2 separate regions of the Homo sapiens genome follow, and region 1 is linked to region 2. The links are chromatin contacts, found by Hi-C or POLR2A ChIA-PET in ENCODE. All regions are on one chromosome and are shown on one strand. The core of a region is the stretch at or near the end of the contact, and the rest is flanking DNA. Distances in the headings are between cores, read along the strand shown. Region 1 has its middle 340 kb from the start of OSTF1. Region 2 has its middle 180 kb from the start of OSTF1.

What was found. Hi-C counts contacts between places; a loop is a spot of excess contacts on that map. ChIA-PET counts read pairs that join two places held with the same protein, here RNA polymerase II (POLR2A). Pooled maps may share reads with other maps.
Region 1: a map with no recorded cell type shows a loop between it and region 2 (4-fold over the local background). The contact joins two enhancer-like sites. A Hi-C loop is called at or near these places in 1 of 37 single-sample maps with no recorded cell type and 3 of 50 pooled maps. POLR2A ChIA-PET finds 5 or more read pairs at or near these places in 2 of 52 experiments (PC-9 and naive thymus-derived CD4-positive, alpha-beta T cell).

The regions. Positions count from the first base shown.
Region 1 is chr9:75,431,130-75,433,829 of GRCh38, forward strand. No RefSeq gene overlaps it. Among named protein-coding and RNA genes, the nearest start is that of OSTF1, 340 kb to the left of the region's middle. Within about 2 kb of position 1,407, at least 3 of the 41 ENCODE cell types and tissues checked have a DNase peak (open chromatin) inside an H3K27ac peak, as active enhancers do.
Region 2 is chr9:75,266,557-75,269,256 of GRCh38, forward strand. No RefSeq gene overlaps it. Among named protein-coding and RNA genes, the nearest start is that of OSTF1, 180 kb to the left of the region's middle. Within about 2 kb of position 1,280, at least 3 of the 41 ENCODE cell types and tissues checked have a DNase peak (open chromatin) inside an H3K27ac peak, as active enhancers do.

The DNA of each region.
Region 1 (2,700 bases), core at 157-2,656, 160 kb after region 2:
TGCCTACCCAGTAATGGGATTTCTGGGTCAAATGGTATTTCTGTCTCTTACCTAGCACATTTCAATATGCAAGTTAAGTTTTAAATTCTGTCTTTCCTACTGATTTACACAAAACACTCAATTTCCACAAAATTCAGAAAGCAAGTAGTAATAATGCACATTGGAGAGAGTAACTATTTGCAGGGTCACACAATATTTGCAAATATCATTCTAAGTGATTGCTTGTTTATGTGTGTGGAGGTGTTCTAGCTCTTAGTCTAACTAATTCAGAGCAGAATGTTCCACTTTTGATTGAACTTGGATTTTCAAATTTTCTACTTTAGCAAAATAAGTGACAAAGATTCATCTTGCTCATTCAAAGGAGATTAAATCATCTTTGGCATGCTTATGTTGGCTCTTCTCTGAAGAAGGAGGGAGTGAGTTTCCTTCCCACTTCCCAACACAAATCATCAGGGTATACCCCAAGGAGGTGGCTGGCAAAAATGTAAAATCAGACTGCTTGTGTTTTGAAGCTCATGGATCCTCTAGAGGCAGTTAGGTAGCACTCCTAGATGGTGGAGGGGTAGCCCTCTTGAGCACCAAAAGTGTGTAGTAAGGTTCATTTTGTTTCAGGGATTAATGAGGAAAGCTTCCAGATATTAGGGAAAAAAGAAGTCGTGGATCCCAGGGAAGGAACAGTCAGTGGCTCTGTGTCCACCATGGGCTGAAACTCGACCTGCTATGATGGGGCTGGGAAGTGGGTGTTATCTTTGAAGGGATGGCTGCCCAGGAAAAAGCTGAGCATTCAGGGCTATGATTCTGGGAACCAAAGAATTGTGGATCAAAGGTACTCTTGAGGGAATAAGATCACTTTTCCATGGAGATCTGGAGTGGACTCTGTAGGGACTTGGATGGGCCGCAAGCCTGGGTGATGATGGAGGACCACCACCATGTGGCAGGGAGAGCAGGGGTAGCTGTGGGCAGATCAGACACCAGGGTCTGTCTTTTCCAGATGTGGATGTCAGAATCAGCCCAACTCTCTTTTTTTTTTTTTTGGAGCTCTAAACTCCTAGGCCTTTTAAATGTTTTCAAAACGGTAACAAGGGGGAGGGTACCAGCCATTCTACTAATTTGGCAAGGGGGACTCAAGACAGATTTATTTAGGGAAAATGAAAGACATGTGATGTTAATTTTTTCTTGAAAGTAGGGAGCAGACCCATTTACATGGGTCTGCATTAGCATTTGCTTGATTTTTCCTTTTGCCCAATAGTTCAAGTTATTATTTTTTGATCTGTTTCTTTTTATTTTCCATAAGAAATACAACAAATTATAGAATGGCTGATTATCTGGCAGACAGATTGGATTGGGGAAGCAGGACATGTTCTTATTGCCAGTTATGGCTTGTCTTTCACCATTCCTGGTCATGGGTTGTGACCTGTGCCCTCAGCTTTTGCTGGGAAATTGCTCTTGTCAACCACATGAGTAGCTGTGTCTTGCTGCTCTCCCTCGCATGTCTCAGTGCCAGTATGTTCAGAGGAAATTCTTTTGTTCTTCATACAGAAACCATATTGTATTGTTAACATACCTTTTTCTATTAGGTTGCAAATTGCCCTGTCTTATTGGGCATACTTGTGTTGCTATCACTAAATATATTGAGTCTCCTAGGAAAGAAATATCTGAAAGACAAATAAGTGGGGTTATTTTGTGAATAATTTATTAGGCTACAAATAACATTGGCTGGCAATGGGAGAAAGAATGCCTTCTCACAAATAAAATATCAATTGCAAGTGTGGCAAGGCAGGGATAGTCTTTGCTGCTGAGGGGCATAATGAATGATTCTATTTTGCAGTTGTTTCTAAAATGTAAGCATTTTCAAATCAGTGTTGCAGTGTTTGGTCTCAGGAGAGCAGTGAGAATTTCTAAAGATGGTCTCATTTTCCAAGTACAAATTGTTCAGAAAGGAACATTGTGTTCTGCATGTTGGCCAGACTAGTTTTGTCATTTGAGAAGAGCATAGACTTGTTGACTTAAAAAGGTCAGTGATGCTACTCTCACTTGTTATATGACCTTGGTCAAGTCACAGAACTTCTCTGTTTCTTTCTGTTTTATTTTGTTTTACTCTGTTTAATTTGGACTTTGGGTAGCCCAAGGTCCTTTTCAGAACTCTACAAAATCTGTTCCATTGACAGAGACAGAAAACATTCTTTTAGGACTTTTGCACTTATCACTTACTTAGGCTTCTGAATCATAAAAGTTTGGATCCTCTCATCTTCCTCCCCTTTCCAAATGCTTGGGGCTAATTGTAAGGAGCAGTAGACTTACAGGTTCATATTCTGAGCTTCTAAGAACCTGTTGGCAAAGTGAGGAGACAATGTTTGTCCTCCTTAACTCTAGGAGGTGAGACTGAGTAGCTCTGGGGTGGACATCCAGGGAGCACTCTGTGAAGCCAGGGCAGGGGCTTCAGGATGCATGACAGCCCCACAAGGACTTGAGAGGGCCATTTTACCTTCTGAACCTCAAGGAGGACATGGGACAGTGATGCTTGAACAAAACAAGATATTAAAATTTCAACACTCTTAGAAGAGAGAAATACAAAATAACCAATTGCCTTTATCGTTTTGTCTTTTTAAGCATCTGATTTTCTTCCTCCTTCCCATGTCATAGCTGGGGGAGATGAAAGGAGTCTGGGGGAAGGAAGTCTTTAGTATTTACTAATCTCCA
Region 2 (2,700 bases), core at 30-2,529:
CTCCATCTTTTTTTTTCCAATTCCAGATGGGAATCAAAGAAACCTGTTTCTTTTATAAAAATTATTATTATTTTTTAGATGGAGCTTTGCTCTTGTTGCTCAGGCTCAGTGCAATGGTGTGGTCTCTGCTCACAGCAACCTCTGCCTCCCGGGTTCAAATGATTCTCCTGCCTCAGCCTCGCAAGTAGCTGGGATTACAGGTGCCTGCCACCACGCCCAGCTACTTTTTGTATTTTTAGTAGAGACAGGGTTTCACCACGTTGGCCAGGCTGGTCTCAAACTCCTGACCTCAGGTGATTCACCTGCCACAACCTCCCAAAGTGCTAGGATTACAGGTGTGAACCACTGCGCCCAGCCTAAATTTCTTCTTAATACTCCTGTTCTTCAGTGATGCACAATTTCTAAAATGTCCCATTCTCTTTTTTAGCTTCCACAGTGGTGTAACAAGGCAATGGGAATTCACTCCACAAATCCCAGTACCACAAGAAGTTATCTGTAAGGTCTCCAGGGATGAGATAATCTACATATTTCCTCATGTCTGTTATAATGGCATTCTAGCCCAACATAATCATGTCCATCTCTTGGAATGCATTGTGTAGACTTTAACTTATATGGTTCTGCTCTACTAATGAAGTCAGTCTCTTTAAAAAATGTTCAGAGAAACTAATAAAGGATTATAAGCAACAAAAGGATACGGCCTAAGCCAAGTCAAGCCATTCTTGCTATCAATTCTGGAACAAATATATTAATGATATTCCTGTGTCTCTAATTTTATATAACAAACAGACAATCATTCTTCCATCATTTCTATTTCCTTTTTTTTTTTTTTTTTTTTTTGAGATGAAGTCTTGTTCTGTTGCCCAGGCTGGAGTGCAGTGGCATGATCTCGGCTCACTGCCACCTCCACTTCCTGAGTTCAAGTGATTCTTCTGCCTCAGCCTCCCGAGTAGCTGGGACTAGTGCCGCCATGCCTGGCTAATTTTTTATTTTTATTTTTTTGTATTTTTAGTAGAGATAGGGTTTCACCATGTTAGCCAGGATGGTCTCGATCTCCTGACCTCGTGATCCACCTGCCTTGGCCTCCCAAAGTGCTGGGATTACAGGTGTGAGCCACCGCACGTGGCCTCTTCCATCATTTCTTTGACCATGCCTAGGGACCATCAGTAACCCTAATGAAAAATGATCTTTGTTCTTTTCTGCTTTTGCTTAGTGCTGGTTTTTGGCTCTTCTAATCAAATGAGTCATTCCTGGAATGTTCAGTTTGTTTTATGGTTGTGGCACTCCAGGAAAGCAGGGCAGTTCACCTGCCCCATTCCACAGCTGACTGTAGCTGAGAAAGCTCCCAACATCTGTGTCTATAATAAAAAGCCTGCAAAAGGAAAATAAATCATGTTTCCACCTCCATTTTTTCCTGCACATTAAAGGCTGATCACTGAAAGTCATGATCTTGGCTCTGAATTGGGTTGCAGCATTTGATCTGATGGCACACAAAGCGAGATCAATATCTGCCACCATAAAAAGTCAATGAAACATAAATTAGGAAGAGAAAATTTTCTAACTCTGGCCCCAAGCAGTGACTAGTTGGGTGCAAGCCATACATTTGGGCAATGAAAAAAGAAAGCAGCTTTACTTAACAGCAGGGTAGACTATACTAGGATTATATTTTGTGCTATTCCTACTTCTCTTTATTGATCTGCATATAATGAATTGAAGCATGATGATTCTCTCTCCAAAGTTACTCAAGAGTTTACTAAAATGTTATCAGAAAGTTTCTAACTGTGGCTATAAAAGTATGTGAAACCAATCCAGGCACTGGTGACTGCTGACTATAAGCATTTTGATAATATAAGATGATATTGGTCAGCCCAAGACAAGGTCTTATCTGACATCTGTAAGAATGTTTTAAAGTTGTAATTCAGTTGGCTGTTGAGAAACAAATGTGTCTCCTCTCTGTCCTTGATTTTGGACATCATGCCTTTTCCTGATGTGGCCCAAGCTTTTTAAATTTCCAAAAATGAACATATACTTTTCTTTTTGATAATAAAATTAATGCAGATTTTTTTGAGGAAAATAATTCAAGAAACCCAGAAGAGTAAAAGAGGAAAATAAGCCTTACTTATTCCACCATCACCCAGCAATTGTTACTGATTATATGTTAGCATGTCTATTTCCAGTCCTTTACTTTTTTTCTTGTGTTGTCACACGCACACATTTCAAAAGTGGGAAAGTAGTACAGACGGCCTTGACTTATGATGGTTCAACTTATGATTTTTCAACTTTACCATGGTGTGAAAGTGATATACATATAGTAGAAATCATACCTTGAGTTTTGATCTTTTCCTGGGCAAGTGATATGCCCTGCAATACACTCTCATGATGCCGGGCAGTGGCAGTGAACTGCAGCTCCCAGTCAGCCACAGACACACCATCATGAGGGTAACCGACCGATACTCTGTAGTGTACTGTGTTGCCAGGTGATTTTGCTCAACTATAGGCCAATGCAAGTGTTCTTTCTGAGTGCATTTAAGGAAGGGTAGGCTAAGCAACAATGTTCAGAAGATTAGGTGTATTAAATGCATTTTGAATTTACAGTGGGTTTAACAGGATGTAACCCCATTGTAAGTTGAGGAGCATCTATACAGGTAGTATGTGATCTTTATGGAAATAACATAAATAGTACCCCCTTCTGCAGCATTCATT